Regions from separate parts of the Homo sapiens genome. Here region 2 is linked to region 1. The links are chromatin loops, found by intact Hi-C in ENCODE. Cell type or tissue: HCT116. All regions are shown on one strand. Links, peaks and the distances in the headings refer to the core of each region. The heading gives the core; the rest is flanking DNA.

Region 1 (8,333 bases), core at 295-8,294:
AGGACACCGGCTGAATCCCCAAATTGCCTTGCACAGAAGAGCCCCATCCTGAGCCTATGGTCCCCCTGGTGCACACAGAGCAGCCCCCTCCAGGTTTGGGCAAGGATAATGGAAGTTGCGAATTTACCTCTGACATATTTGACCCCAGTGTCTCAGCCCCCAGATGGCACAGGACCTGCCTCGGACTGTGTCCTCAGGGCCCAGCCCACAGTTCCTCCATCCTCCACCACCCCAAGGGCTTTTTCTGGCTACAAAGAAGCAACTTCCCCAAGGGAGGGACTGGGCAAGGGCAGACACAGATCTCTTGAGAAACTGGGGACCAAGTGCATGGTAAAATGGGATTATGGGCTGGGTAGCGTGGCTCACGCCTGTAATCCCGGCACTTTGGGAGGCCAAGATGGAAGGATCACTTGAGTGTTTGAGACCAGCCTAGGCAACGTAATGAGACCCCCTTCTCTACAAAAAATAAAAATAAAAAAAATGTAGCTAGGTGTGGTGGCATGCACCTGTGATCCCAGGTACTTGGGAGGCTAAGGCAGGAGGATGGCTTGAGCCCAGAAGGTCGAGGCTGTAGTGAGCTGTGATCAATCACATCACTGCACTCCAGCCTGGGCAACAGACAAAGACCCTGTCTCATTAAAGAAAAAAATAGTTAATACTGGAAGAAATGGGACTATGGAAACAGGAGAGGCAAAGATGAGTGTAATTTCTGGGACATAAGATGTGCAGGCCTGTAATAGGCACCTCAATTTTATAAGAATTATCTTAAGAAAATAGTTTGATTAATTTTTATCATGCAAGAGATGATAATGACTTTAAAATGATTGAGGAGGAAAGACATCATTTTCCTCCCATATAAATATAGTGGGATGACATTAGAACCCAGGAGGAAATAAATCCTGGAAATCTATTAGTTAATCTCCAAACCCTGAAAAAAATGTGTAAGACCACATAGATTTTGTGCTTCCTTCCATGACATGGTGCATTGGATGCAGGAAAACTTTGCATGTGCATTTTTGGGAGAAGTGTGATTTCTATGCTGACACCTGTGAAGGTGGACATGAAAGCTCCTGAAAGTGTAGATGACGATCATGATTCAACAGAACGCTCTTCTTTCTTTGTTTAGCCACTGACTGTCCAGCGTTTTGGTTGGACTCAAGGCCAATGCACAAGATGATTTCTGGGCTGGGGAGAATGGGGGGTGGTGTATCCTGAGGGCAATCCCCTTAGCCTGATTCTCTATTTTCAGGGACATCCAGATCTCCTGAGGGATGAGCTACCAGAGCATTCCAGCTGACAAGGGGCTCAGAAAAGAAACACATCAAGATTCCACCCCCACGACGGTTGCTTACTCAGTTAGCAAGTGTGAACCGCCAGTGCCGCCAGGTTCCCCGCACCAGGCCACTCCAGGCCAGGCACAGCTCGTGCAGTGACCTCCTGAATCGGCCTCCCTGCTGCAGTTCTGGCACACTGGGTTCCATTCTCAACCGGGAGCTGGCGATATCCTGGGAAAATGAAATCAGGTCTCGTCGCTCTCACGCACAAAGTCTCCAACGGCTCCCATCATACACAAAAGAAAATCCACACTCCCTCCTGTGCCCCAGAAGGTTCTCTGGGCTCTTGCCACCTGTCCCCTCCCCTACGCCTCTCCTTCGCCTTCTCCTTTTCAGCCACACGGGGCTCCGCGCAACTGTTCCGCAGGCACACCAAGCCCCTCCCCTCCTCGGGCCTTCGCCTCGGCTGTTCCCTCTGCGGGGAAATGCTTGTCCCAGATTCACAGGTGACTCGCTGCTCACCACACTCAGGTCTCCTCACCGTCACCTCCTCTGAGTGGCCCTCCCGGAACCCCTCCCTAGCATAGCTCCTTCCCCAGCCGGTCGGTGACCCTCGCCCTGCTTCCCTCCACAGCAGGCCATGGAACATCCCCACGGGGCTGCTTTCTTGGTTTGTTCCTTTTCAGTTTTCCTAACCGTGGAGCTTATCGACTGCTCTACAAGGGCAGGGCTTTGTCTTGTTTACAGCTGTTGCCAGGCTTGAACGTGCTTTGCTCTGAATGTGTGTTTTGAGAGTATTGGATTTAAAAAATGAGCAAATGAATGAGCATTGTCTTTTTTTTTCTTTACTTTTTTTTTGGTAGAATGGAGGCTGGTCTCGAACTCCTGGCCTCATGTGATCCTCCCGCTTTGGCCTCCCACAGTGCTGGGATTACAGGCATGAGCCCCCTTTGCCTGGCCTGAACAAACACTCTCAAGTAATGCTGGTGGGAACGTAAAATACAATATTTCTAGAAAACCACTAAAACTATTTTTCTTCTAAACAATTGATAAAAAATTGTTAAATATATAAAGAAAAAAGAATATTAAAGCAGCCAAAAGAATATTAAAAATTACTTGTAGTCCACCTGCCATTATTATTATTTAAAGGAATACCTTATAGGTTTTTTTTTCCTATGTGTGTAGAAAGCATGGTTACAATGTAACTTGCTTTTTGCTATAAAGCAGTATTTTATGAGACCTTCTTGAATATTAAATGTTAAGACATCCTTAAATGTTAATTTCTACAACATTACTATTGAGGACTTGATTGTATTATCTTATGATATTATATAATCTATGTAAAATCTGGTTGCCTATTGTTGGACATTTGGTTTGTTTCTGATAGCAATGAACAATCTTACAGGTGAATCTTTGTACATACCCATGATAGATTCCTTTGGAAGTAGAATCTTTGGGTCACGTGTTGTAAGAATTTTGATCATATTGTGAAATTACCCTTTATAAAGTTTACCAGTTACCTGATTTACCCTATCACCTGTGGTGTTGAAAGGATTCGTTTATCCATCCTTGACAATACAATCATTGTTTTTGTGTTTATCAATATAGGGACAAAATTTTCTCATTTTTGTTTTAATTTGCATGTCTTTTGATTATTAATAAGACTAAACATCTTTTATATGTCTATCATTTGTATTTCTTTTGGTGAATTGCTATTCATGTCCCCAATTCTATTGAAGTATTTGTCTGTTCTTCATTTGTGAGAAAGCTCTACACACCTGGGGCATTAACCTTCTTTCTGTTATGTATATTGAAAGTGTTTTTTTCTCCTAGTGTTGGTTTACCTTTCAATTTCAAAATTATATTTTTCACATGTGGGTATTTTAAATTTGTGCACCTCAAATCTGGGCATTTTAAAGTTTTTAGCTTCTGCCTTTGCAATTGGACTTAGAACTTCTCTATTACCATATATGTAAATATCACTTTTATAGTTTCACTTAAAAATTTAAATCTTTAATCCTTATAGCATTCATTTGAATATGTGGTATGAGGTAGGACACTAACTTTTCTTGTTTTCTGAATGAGTGGCAGATTGTACCTATAACTTCATCAATCAGCCATCCTTTTCCCACTGATATAAAATGGCTTTATGTTAAAATGTAAGTTATTGCCTATTTGCTCCCTTTTGTGCTCTCTATTTTGTGCTTCACTGTTTAAATTATTGTAGCTTTCTGTGATATATGTTAATATCTTTGTTGAGGAAGTCTCCTCTCTTTTTTCACAAACATGTTTTTTGGAGATTTTTCCTTATTTACTCTTTCACATGGAATTTGGAATCAATGTGACAAAATATCAAAAAAGCTTTGATGGAATTTTTATTGGCCTTGCATTCAAGTGAAAGATGAGATGAGTGGGGACTGATATGTTGGTGATACAGTTTTTCTGACCACTCATTTGAGCACTATTTTATATTCACTCATCATTTTAAATAATATTCTCCACATAGGTATTATACATCTAGAAAATAGTAATGCTACTAAGAGCTTTAAAAATGTTAATTCTCAGCTGGGCGCAGTGGCTCACACCTGTAATCCGAGCACTTTGGGAGACTGAGATGGGCAGATCACCTGAGGTCAGGAGTTCGAGACCAACCTGGCTAACACAGTGAAACCCCGTCTCTACTAACAATACAAAAATTAGTCGGGTGTGGTGGTGCGTGCCTGTAGTCCCAGCTACTGAGGGGGCTGAGGCAGGGGAATTGCTTGAGCCAGGGAGGCGAATGTTGCAGTGAGCCGAGATTGCTCCACTGCACTCCAGCCTGGGGCATGGAGCCAGAATCCATTAAAAAAAAAGTTAATTTCTTTTCATTTAATAATTCTGCCTTTATTGATGGATCTTAACAATATAAACAAAAGTTTCTGAATAGAGGTTTCAGTTATAGCATTATGCACAAGGATGAAAACATTAGAAACTCTTTAAATGAGCAATTGGGAGATGGTTCAGTAACTTTTGGTGCAGTCCCAAGTTGAAATATTACACAGCCCCTAAAAAGATATCTGTGAGGCTATCTTGTGTGACAATAACTTTCGTTTAAGTGATACCTAGGAAATCAAGGTTTAATATTGTAGGAAAAGCTTTGTATTTCATAGGTACACAGAAGACATCGTAGAATGCACATAAAGACTGGAGATAATTGTACGAAAACGTTAATAAGAGCGGTTATCTCTGGAAGAGAGGTTATGATGAACAAAAATGATTATTTTAAATATGGGAGCTCTCTGTCCTTTCGAATGTCCCTGTAATTTGCACGCACATTGAGCGAAGGGCGCAAAGCGAACATTGGCGGGCAGCGAGCGGGCGGGAGAGCCGGGCGGTGGGGCCGGTGCAGTCCCGCGCGCGGCCGGAGGGTGGCAGTGTCCGCTCGCAGACCCGTGGCGAGCGGCCTGCTGACCTCTGTCGGCCTCGGCCGCCTCCGGTTTATCACCGATCGCAAGAGCGGAATGAACATATTTACTTGTGTTTTGCTTTCCACTTATAATATCTAGTGGCATGGGAGGGAAATGAAAACAATTGTTCATAGGGGAAATTTATGAGCTTCATCTGGCTGCGTGATTTCCGCAGTTGCCCCGCCGCCGCCCGGGGACTCGGTTGCCTTCTGCATCCTCGGGCGAGCAGGAATGCGCTTTTCCAGCTGCCAGGGCGGCCCGGCGGGGCCCTCGGAGCGGGTTTTGGTGGCAGCTGCCTCGCAGAAGCAGAACTTGGCAGGCTCCCTTTCCTTCCCCTTGAGTTTGAGAAGGGCCCCAGGTTCCCTGTTTTCGGGGTGTCAGGGTGCTCCTGGGTTCATGCTGCGCTCCCCGGGGGTCCGGATGAGCCAGCGTTTCTTGACAATCCAGGGATGTCCCTAAAACGCGGTCCCCTTGTTGGACTAGGGTGGGGCAGGGCTCTGCGGACCTTCAGACCCTCGGGAAGGCCTCTCCCGGGTCATGGTAGCGGGTGGAGGGTGGGGGCAAGTCCCTTCCCCTGCGATGCCAGCTGCATCCTGGGACCTGGGGTCTCATTTCCAGAACAGGGGCGGGGACCCCACGAAAGGGACGCCTGAGGGCTGAGGGTTTTGCTGGAGCTGCCTGTCTTTAGAAAAGGGCAGGAGATGGGGGAGCTTCTATCCCTTTCCAACCCGGCTGAAAGCAGGGCCCCTGGCTTAGCGCGATTGGACCGCAGGTGCTTGCTGGGATGGAGGAGACGAGGGGGAGACCTGTGGTGTCTTCAGACGCCTGGGGCCTCAGGCTCACAGCACTTGCTCCTGGGAACCTACCCTGCCTGAAGCTCAGCCCTAGGCAGGAACTTTCTTCTGGAACTGAACCGTTATGTCACCCTGATGAACGGCTCCCTCCCAGGCTGTGGACTGTGCCGTGCCCAGCCTAGGCAGAGAGCAGGCTGGGGGCTTACCCTCCCGGTGTGAGCTGTGCCTAAAGAGGGGAAGCCAGGCCCACTCTAGCAGGTGCCAGGAGCGTAGAAGAAGCGAGATATTAAAACCACAAACCGCAGCGACTGCCAGGAACACACTGCAAGTGGGCTTTGATATGGAGACTCATGTCATTGGATGCACGTCAGGGCATGTATGTGTGTGTTTTTGTGGGGTGCTGATCATCTTTATATTAGGAAGAGCTGTTCATGGTTATAATGGATCTAGGATTCTCCCTTCTTTCTTTCTTTTTCCTTCCTTCCTTCCATCCTCTCTTTCTTCCTCTCCCTTTTTTTCTCCTTCCTTCCCGCTTCCCTCCCTCCTTCCCTCTATCCTTCCTTCTACCCTCCTTTAATCCCTTCCTCCTTCCTTCTTTCCTTTTTCTCTCTTTTTTCTTCCCTTCTTCCTTCCCTCTCTCCTCCCTTGCTCTTCTTTCTGTTTTCCTCCATCCTTCCTCCCTCCCTCCTTCCTTGCTTTCTTTCTCTCTTCTCTCCCTTCCTCCCCCTCTTTTCTCTCTTTCTCACTTTCTTTCTCTTTTTTTCATTCATTCTTCCTCTCTCTTTCCCTCCCTTTCTCCTCCTCTTTTCTCTTTCTTTCTCTTTTTTTAAAATTCATTCTTCCTCTGTCTTTCTCCTCCTCCTTCCCTTCTTCTTTATTTCCTTCTCTTTTTCCTTCCCTCCCTTCTTCCTTCCCACCCTCCCTCCCTTCCTTTCCCAGCTTGGGGGAGGTTTCCTTGAAGTGGGTCTTTGTGCCCGTGGGATTCTAGGAAGCCAAAGTGCACAGGGTCCTTGCTCCCTGGCCTCACAGCCACCTCTTAGCCAGGACTGCTCTAGCTCTCTGCCTGCAGGGATGTGCCAGGATGCTGCTGCTGCCGGGAGCAGTGTCAGGGTCACTTTGGAGGAAGTGACCCCCTGGCCCTACCTGTTCCAGGCAGACAGGTGAGCCTTTGGTGCCAATCAGCCGGCTTGGTGGGACTAAATTGCCCTGGGGCCACCTCAGCCTTTCCCAGGGACCGAGGTTCACTTCGTCTAGGACTGGTTTCCTCTAAGTGATGTTTACTCTGGCAGAAACATGAGAAGGGGAAACTGGTTCACTCTCTGTCTTGGAGAGACTATTTAAAGAACCTGTGCAATTGCTGGTGAGGACCTGGGCTTTGCATGTGCCAGAGCTGGTAGGTTGGTTCTTTGGGGTCTCTGGCCCACGGGACCCTTCCTAGGCTCATTACAATCCACCATGTTTCCCCAGCAGCCTTACAATCGAATTACTCAAAATTGCACTGCTTTATTGCATACAGCTCAACTCCAAGACAAGCAAAGGCCCAGATAATGAACAATTATTTATGACAAATTATTACCTTTACATATAAGATTAACAATTTCTATTAAGCTCAGTATAGGTGACAACCTCTCTTAGAAAAATGTGTGTGCAGTTCAGCAAGTGCCAGCTTGAAGGTGAGGTATGGAGGGTGCTGCGTTTGTGGGTGCACCTGCTGGCTGTTCCGGAGGGTGTATTCCAGGCCAAGGGGAGCCCTTGGCTGATGGGCATGAGCTGTCAGGCCACTCTTTCTCCCAAAGGCAGCCATGTTCCCGTCTCAGCTTGGAGGCTGGCAGTTTTGATGGGGCTTCCAGCTTTCTTCATCTCCTTTTGAATGTATAATAATGAAAGCACTAAAGAATGTGAAATGTTTCTTTAATTGCATTTAAGGTTAAAAAATTCTGTTTTGTTTGAAACTGAACTTAACTTTTAAAATTATTTATGGACTCAATAACGTATGTTTGGGTTATTGAACCCTGTCTCCATGCTTGCTTTTGTGACTAGAATCCTCTCCCAGCTAATTATAACATACAGTATTTTCCCAGCAGTCTTACAATCAAATTATTCAAAATTGCATTTCTTTATTGCATATTGCTAGAACCCAAGACAAGCAAACATCAAGATAATAAACAATTATTTATTGCAAATTATTACCTAATATATAAGATTAACAGTTTGTAACTATTAAGATTAATACATGTGGTAAACTGTATTTATTATACTTATTTCGTAGCAAATATCTTTGTATAAAACATATGTTTATGTATTGCAATTAATGAGAAAAAGTGTAAGATTAACAATTTATGTTGGGTTTTGTTTTTAGATTTATGCACACTGTAAAACTTATTTATTGCACTTATTAAAAGTATTTAATGATGGACTTTTAGATGCTATATTTTTAATGTGCAAATATAAACTAAAGGAGTATTAAATTACAAAATAGAAAATTATAACTGAAGTCAAAGAATGTAACTATTTTCTGCTATAAATCTGCTTTAAAAAGATCATCACTGGAATTACCGAATCTTTAAATAGTGGCCTTATAGTGCATAATGAGTTTCAATGAGTTATCCTTTGAAAGGCTTTTTTCATCATTAAAGCTAAACTCAACATCTTGCTCTTAAAGATAAATGTAGCTAACAGCATAAACACTGGAATCATTCCATTTTATGACGAGAAGTTGAAGTAACATTGGAGAGAAGAGAAACCCGGCCCGATCGTGTTCCGTGAAGGTGAAGAAACAGGACTGGCTGGAAGACAGAGAGAGGCCGGGAACCAGTGGC
Region 2 (8,333 bases), core at 241-8,240, 1.4 Mb after region 1:
GGCCTTTCTGGTGACTGACTAGCCCCTATCCTGAGTTATCTCATGGGCATGAACTCCAGTGAGATCCAAGAGCTCATGAAGAACAAAGGCACTCTCCTAATACTTGGAAAATTCCAAGGATGTTGAGTCTGTATCCCCAGAACCAGGGACAGAGGCCAGTTAAATTCTTTATTATGCAATAATATCAAACCCTGAGATTCCCTGGGATGTCACTGCTTCTCGTAGATCTGACTACCCTTTACCCAAATTTCCACCCTACCCCCATTTTCCCAGTCTCTGAAAGTCCAAAACACATTCCATGAACTGTGGGAGCTTCCGGGAACTCACCCTCTCCTCTGACCTGTGCTAGCTTCCTGTTTCTCTTTGAGTCAAACCTGAGTTGAAACATGATTTTATGTATGGTTTCCACCTCCACTCCACTCTTACTAGGCATTTTATTAGTTTAGTCATATTTACTGAAGTCACAGGGTCATGATGAGGGATCATTACAAGCAGCACCTTGTCTTGAACATCCATCCCATTCCATTCACTGCATTTGCTCTTGGGGGCACAGATATTTTCCTTGTACCACTTAGAGCAGCTTAACAGCCATCTCTGATTCTCTGCAGGTCTTTGGGGTTTTGCCCTTGAGGCCACACAACCAATCAATATTTTTCTTCTAATTAATACAGAGCTCTCCCCTTCAGATAGAATGCTTCTGAACCCTCTCACTCCATTTCTTACATGTCTCTCATGACAGCCTTTACACTGCAACTGGCTACATAAACAATCTGCATTTGGGACCTGCCACCCAAGAAGGGGACAAGCGTGTCACAAAAGCAGGTATGTTACTATTCACGTGTTTGGCCACTGCACCTTTTTTGAGCCTGAATGTGAGAGACGATGGGGACCCTGAATGAACCTCAGGCCAGAGACAAGACTTCCTGGACCAGCTCTTAGAACAGTTGGTTTGTGGGCTGCGTGAATGCAGCCCTGTCCGGTGGAGAAGCCCTGAGGATGAGGAGAAACAGCTCAGGATGCCATGTTCAAATCCAGAGAGTTGGTCTGTGAGCCTCACCAGGGCTGGGCAAGTTCCCCAACAGGCTTCTTCAGACCTTTAATGCCACAGCTCTCTGCAAGGCCTGGAAAACACTGATATCTCTTCCTCCCCTCCTGCTTTTCTCCCCCTAGAGGGCCCTCAGCTGGGCACATGGGTCCCCAGGCTCTGCAGGGAGCAAGGCAGGCCAGGACCTCCCCTTCCCGGGCCCAAGCTATTCTCCCCTAGGGCCTCAAACTTGCTTTCCTACTCCCAAGGGATGGCCCATTGCAGGGTGACCTCCAGAGACTCAGCAAACTTACAAGGGGGAAAAACACAGCCTGATACTTTAAGAAATGTACTCCAGAGCCTTTTGACTTTTAATTTTTTATTGCTGTTTCTGTCAATTCAGCAGGTTTCAAAGCTGTGGCTCTAGAACAAGGTGCTGCCAAGGAGTTCATTTATGATATCACCAATGATGATAGACTCCATCGTTTAAGCCTCTGCTTAGCTGCTGGGGATGAAGCTCTGTACCAGGCCTTTTACTTCCGCATATTATTTCATCTTTGCAATAGGTCTCCAAGGTCAGGGGCAAGGGGGAAGAAAGGTAAACCTATTTACAGTGGAGAAACTGAGGTTCAGAGAGGACCAGCACTTCTCCAGAGACCCATAGTCTCTTAGCTGCAAATGTCTGGTGCTTTCATTTAACTACTGGAGATTCAATGGGTTGGAGGAGTCTGTAGGGGGTTTCCGGTAGACCCTCCCTCAGCCAGGCAAGGAAAGCATCCTGTACTTGTGTCTCATGAAGGCGATTTTCTTCATCCAGTAGTGTAGCAGCTAAGCCTAGTGGATCAGTGGCTTTGCAACTCTCCACTATCAAAGGGTCAAATTTATCCCAGGATAGCTTCTCATCTCCAGGGGTGTCCAGACCCAGCTTTGTCCACAAAAGCTCACAGAATCTCCCTTGTGGCAGAAGGATGCCAGTGTAGACAGTGTGAGGATAAAGTGGAGGTCTGCATTTCCCAGCTGCTGGTTTTATTGAATTAGGTCATGACTGGTTCTAGTAGGACGGCTTTGGGGCAGAGGGATATTTTCATATTTTTCATTTCATTTCCTTCATTCCTTCCTTCCTTCCTTTTTTTTTTTCTTTTCAGACAGAGTCTTGCTCTGTCACCCAGGCTGGAGTGCAGTGGCACAATCTCGGCTCACTGCAACCTCTGCCTCCTGGGTTCAAGTGATTATCATGCCTCAGCTTCCCAGGCTGGGAGTACAGGGATGTCCCAACACACCCAACTAATTTTTGTATTTCTAATAGACAATGGGTTTCACCATTTTGGCCAGGCTGGTCTCAAACTCTTGACGTCAAATGATCCGCCCACCTCGGCCTCCCAAAGTGCTGGGATTATAACAGTGAGTCACCGCCCACCCTCATATTTTTTCAGTTTGAGGTCTTAAGCGAACAGAAGAGAAGCACATCCCTGCAAACCATTCAGCACCATTCTGTGGGGCACCTGAAATAAAGGACCAAGGGACAGAAGCCCAAGGCCCATGGTAGGAAATCTGAGACTGCCCCCATGGAAGAGAGGGCTTTAGCGGACCCCAGTGGATCCAGAGGCCAGTCTAGCTAACCTCACATGGTCAGCGAACCCTTGAGACCCCTGTTCCCCTTCCCACCCCCCTCCTTGGCCCCCATCAGTACACTTTGTACTTGGGTGCTTCACGGGGAGCTCCTGCTTTCTACAAAGCACATCAACGGCCTGGGAAAGAGCCTTTGTTCCACCTCAGCCCCAAAGGAAAATCGTGTTGCAAGGGGTTTCCCTGTATATGATAATGGTTAACACAAACAGAAATGATCTCAGCCATCATGGAGTCTACAGTCTAGTAGAAAAAGATAAACACCTACCCATTCACGCCCACACACACACACACACCACTTAAATAAGCTAAGTTACACTTGTGATGTGTGCTATGAAGGAAATAACTGGTGTTGCCAGGCCAAGAGGGAGAGGGTATGAAATGAGTTTGTAGACACAGGCAGGGGCCAGGTCCTTGGGAACTTTGTAGAATGCAGTGAGAAGCTTGGATGTCACCTGATGTGTATGTAGCAGGAAGGTGCTGATGGATTTTAAATAGGAGATAACATGATTCAATTGATGGTTTCAGAAAAGCATTCTGGCTGCTGAATGGAAAATGGATTGAATCACCCTGGTATGGAGGTGAACACCTGCTATAGTGATGGGGCAAAGTGTAATAGAGTCTGAGGAAGGATGGGAGCAGCTAAGATGGGGAGAAATAGAGAGGTTCAAGACGAGTTTTTAAAACAGAAGAGGGAAGACTTGCTGAGGAGTTGGATGTGGGAGTAAGAGAAAGGAAAAACTCAAGGATATCTGGCTTAACCAATGTGGTGGATGATGGTGATGTCTACTGAGATGAAAAGCTATAGGGAAATATGTTAATTTGTATTGTTGCAAAGCAATTTATCACAAATCTCATGACTTAAAGCAACACAGATGTATGAGCTCACGGTTTCTATCGGTCAGTCTCTGGGCACAGGGTCTCATGGAGCTTCCATCAGGGTGTCAGCCAAGCTGTGGTTGTCATCTGGAGAGTTCTCTTTGAAGCTCACTATTGTTGTCAGAGTTCGGCTTCTCGTGGTTGTAGGACAGAAGTCTCAATCTGATTACCGCTCCAGGCCACAGATCATGCTCAGCTCCTAGAGGCCACTCCTGGAGCCTCATCAACAGCACTAAAAACCTCCTTTGAGTTGAGTTTTTCTGAACTCTTCTGCCACCAACTGGAGAAATCTCTCTACTTTTACAGTTCTCACTGGATTAAGTTAGTCCCACCTGAATAATCTCCCTTTATTAAACTCAACTGTGCTGTATAGCATAACCTAATCATCAAAAGAAGATCCATGGCACTCAGAGACCCAGGGATCATACAGGGCATGTGCACGAGAGGAGTGAGAAACTTTGGGGATGTCTTAGAATTCTACCAGTCACATGGGGGTGGTTGGGGCTGGATTATGAGTTATGAGTTCAGTTTCGGATGTGGTAATCTTGATAGGATTGCCACACAGCCAGAGTGAAATAAGAAAAGTCAAGGTTGGATACACAAGCCAGGTCTGGACTAAAACTATACATTTGGGAGCAGTCATTATGTTAAAACTGGGATAATGGGTGGGCTTACCTGAGAGAGAGTGTGGGTAGGACTGAGTTTTTAGGAACTCAACATTTGGAGGTTGAGTGGAAGAGGGGGATTGAACCAACATGGAGCCAGGGAGGGAACGTGCGTGTGCATAAGGTGGGAGTAGGATTTCCATCTAAGGAAACACACAAAAAACATCTATTGGATTGGTGGACGTCATGGAGGTTACTGGGGACATTCACCAAATGAATATTTGACAGTGTGGCGAGATGCAAACTGGATTAGGGTGGGGTGGAGAGTGAAGGTGTTCGTAGGTAGATGGGCATGGTCCAAGGGGGTAGAATATCCACCCTGCAAGGTGCCAGAGGGGACCCCGAATGAGGCCATGGCCTTGAGAACAAGAGAGAGATGGGATTGAGGATGCATGGGGAGGGATTGGCCTTAGACATGAAGAGGGACGCTTCCTCTCTCAGAGTCCCATCAGTGCGGAGGCCAAGCTGGGGCGCCATCTGGTGGTAGGGGAAGAAAATGAGACTCCTTACAAGGCCTCTGCTTTTCTTGGTGGTACTTGAGGCCAGCTTTCATTGGTTGTGCAGGGAGGGTTGGGAGCAGGCCGGAGGTTAGGTGAGAGGGCTTCAGGTGGAATTGTTGAGAGTAGGAACAACTTTTCCGGTAGAAACTGGACTGCAGGCATGCGTGAGTTTGGAGCTGAGAACCCATTCGAGGAAGCCTTCTTAACCAGTCTTCTGACCACAGGCAGGGTCACATGGATCCTGGAGGCCTCCTTTACCCACCAGCTCTACTCTCCACGGCAGAGCTTTACATGCCCCAGTGTGCATACATTCTTCCTTCTCACTTCCGCATATGGATGGAAGCTCCTGGAGTAAGGAATTGTGTATCTTCTACCCAGGATGGACTGCTGCATCCGACCACAACAGTTGCTAATTAAATGTTTCCTTAACTGAATTAATGAAGACCCAAGGGGAGAACAGATGCTGATGGTGGTGGATGCGTCCAGAACCCGCTGGTAACAAGCATGGCCCCATCGTGGCTTTCCTTTGGCCAGCCAGGGCAGGACAGAGATCCCTGGCGCCTTCAAAGGAAGACTGCCTCTATTAGTGGGATGCTGGGGTGTAATCCTAATTTTCAGATCCACACATTTTGTGTGTGGATTCATGGTTTTGTACTGAAGCCCAAATGAGCAGAAATACCCAGGGGGAATATCTAAAATATAAGCTTGTTATTAAGAGTAAATAAACCCACACAAACCCCGCACCAACCGGCTGTCTCTCCAAGTCAGTGGGAAGCAGGATGGCTTAGGAAGGAGCCACAGCTGAGCCTTCTCCGTGAGCTGGGCCATGCAGCACTGCCAGTTCCCAAGGCTGGTGAGCCGTCCATGCGTCCCGCCACCTGATGGCCATTCACGCAGAATCCCAGTGCCCCATCCTGCTGCTCTGTGACCATCTAGACATAGTTTCCAGCAACACCAGCTTGTTTCCTTAGCACAGGCTCCTTCGGACCCCCCTAGTCCCCAGCAGAGCTGCCCCATCCAGCTCTAAGTGAAGGGGTCCCTTTATCTCGGGCAGAGGAGACAGAAAGAGAAGGAGACCTGAGGAGGTGTATGGAGGAGACACAGAGAGACAGACAGAGCAGGACAGCAAACAGCTGAGCAATATGAGAAAGCTTAGAGCTGGGCAAGAAAGACCTGAGTTCTCCTGCTGGATCCACACTTTCTATGCATCGTGAGCAAGCCCCTAAGTCCCTTCCTCCCTCTGAACTTCAGCTACCCCAACCAGATGAAGATTTTAAGGCTCCTCACAGCTCTAACAGCTATCACACGGGGGAGAGGCAGGCCATAGATTAAGAGCAAAGAGGCAGAGAGAGAGACAAAGGTCAATAAAGATGGCAATTCATGCTGTAAATGCCCATGCCCTGTAATGCTGACTAAGGCACATGGTCTCTTACTCTGACCAGAGCAACTCCAGTACCAAAGAAGAAGATACCCCCATTCTGTCTGGTTCAAACAATAAGAACTTTTATATCCCATAAAATAAGAAGTCCAGAAACAGCCAGGACTCTGGAGTTTGATGATTTTGTCACTCAGGGAGTCCTCATTGCCCAGGGACCTTTCATCGCACCGTTCTGTCCTCCCAGCACACCCAGATTTTGGTGTCAAGATCACTTTCCTCGAGTCTCAAGATGGCTGGCTCTCAATGTACAAAAGTCACATGTAGAAATAATAAGGTCCAGAAGAAGAAAGGGTTTGCCTCTCTCTTATATCTCCTTTTAGGAGCAAGGGAACCTTTTGTAGAAGCCCCTTATCTTCTGCCCCACTCCTGGCTGACTTAAGTCTCACTGGCCATAAGGAAGACCTATTTCTCTTTCTATGCCAATGAATGTCTTGGGAGCTGAGGTTAATTTTCACAATTGGTTTACTTTTATCAAATCAGAGAGGATGGATGGTGAGGAGTTCATCATCAAGACTCCTACAAGACTACATTCACAGTAGAGCACTTTTGGACCAAGAAGGGTGGCTTGGTGAGATCTGGGGTGACATCTGAGCAGGTAATAGCCTTTGCTGGTAAGGTGATGCTTTGCAACCAATGCAGCTTCTGAAAGTCTTCTTTGGCTGTGGGCTTTCTGGATGACCCTGAGAACTCCTGTCTTCTTTCCAGACCTGTTTCCCCTCTAAGCAAGAAGGCATAGGCAAGGGTATCTCTAAGGCTGATAACATCAGACATGAAGTAAGTTTGTGGCTGAAGTATGCATCCTCATTTATGATCATCAGAACAGTCCGGAAAAAAAAAAAAAAGAAAAGAAGAGAAACTTCATGTAGACTTGAAGGACTTAAGGAAGAACACAGGAGATGCAAGAAGGAAAATTACCCACGCCTCACTTCATTTTTCTTCATTAGGGTTACTTACACACAAGAATGACCAGGAAAAGGCAGGCCAGTGTCAATGGTGGGTATGGGGCCCTGAATCCATCTAGAGCCTTGGCCATAAGTGGTGGGAGAGGCAGGCGAGACTAACATAGGTAAAGAAAGGGAATGCGTTGGTTCATATGACCACAGGGTATGACAGTCAAGGGAGCATGGTTCCCCCAAGGGAAATTCAGGATTCTGTGACCTAAAGAAAGACAATATGTGTGGGATGGGAGGAAAACAGTCCATGGACATTCATGTAATGGGACTTTAATTGTTCCAAACATTTAATATCCCCCAGGCCGTGGTATGCTTAGGCACAATTTTGCACCAGTTTTCCAGCTTCTCAAGGGGAGAAACATGCTTGAGACTGAACTCTCTTAAGAGGGACATGGGGAGGCCACTTGGACAATCATGGGAGTGAATTCTGAGGTCAGCCCTCCTATTGAACACCCATGAGAGGCCAGCAGCCCTCCTGTTTTCTGTGGTTCTCCCATGAGAATTCTCAGAGAGGAGATTTAGACCCAATAACAGATGAAAGCCACCCTAGTAGTATGGCAAGTTGAAGATGAACATGTGCAAACATAAGTTCATGGCAGGGTTCTGTCTGCCCCACCCCAACCCCCACCCCAAGGAGTGAGGCCAGGCCCCCCCCCCAACCCCACCCAGGGCACCTCCTGCACCTTGAGGGGGAATGAGACCCATGCACATGGAGCGAGGGGTGGCTGGCATGAGGCCACCCAGAGGGGCGAGCCTCTTTCCTCAGGCTCCTGACTAAGCCTTGCTTTGGCCACAGCTGGACTCCTGGGACCAGGACGAAGTCTGGCAAAGTGGCAATGCGCGCGGGGGCTGGGTGTGGACGGGAAGGACACAGAACGCTTTGTAAGCACATCTGGGCCGCTCTGCAGGAAGAAGCTGCTGACAGACTGTTTGCCAATAAAGAAAGTTGCACAGCCTAATAAGAATCAGATGGCTCCTCCAGCCCATCTCCATCCTGGCTGTGCTTTGCAGGATGTACCTAGGCGGGGCCAGGCAGCTCTTCCCCTGGGAGACCCAATACAGTGGAGTCTTGTGGCTCCTTCCATCAGCTGAGAGCCAGGAAGTCTCTGTCCCTTCTGTGCTCTGGTCCAAGTCATTCAGAAGCACTACCTCCAAAGCTCTGGCCCATCCAACTGCCTTCTATTGGGCCATTGTTTGATTAGTGTATGGCTGTACAGGGCTGGAGTCTCCCATGCCCAGAACCAGCCT

What was found. Hi-C counts contacts between places; a loop is a spot of excess contacts. Peaks named below come from ENCODE experiments on the same cell type or tissue, not always from the same donor. Only the 100,000 strongest peaks of a DNase experiment are listed, where the experiment ranks them.
Region 2: it touches region 1 in a loop (5-fold over the local background); 42 of 110 quality-filtered maps call a loop at or near these places.

Annotation. Positions count from the first base shown.
Region 1 is chr19:32,221,144-32,229,476 of GRCh38, reverse strand. No RefSeq gene overlaps it. Among named protein-coding and RNA genes, the nearest start is that of LINC01782, 120 kb to the right of the region's middle. RefSeq lists a silencer at 4,584-4,643. In HCT116, for the core only: a CTCF peak has its summit at 4,663 (motif pointing right); a DNase peak (open chromatin) is centred at 4,688; H3K27me3 peaks cover 472 bases.
Region 2 is chr19:30,781,377-30,789,709 of GRCh38, reverse strand. No RefSeq gene overlaps it. Among named protein-coding and RNA genes, the nearest start is that of ZNF536-AS1, 120 kb to the right of the region's middle. In HCT116, for the core only: a CTCF peak has its summit at 4,662 (motif pointing left); no DNase peak of the experiment used is centred there.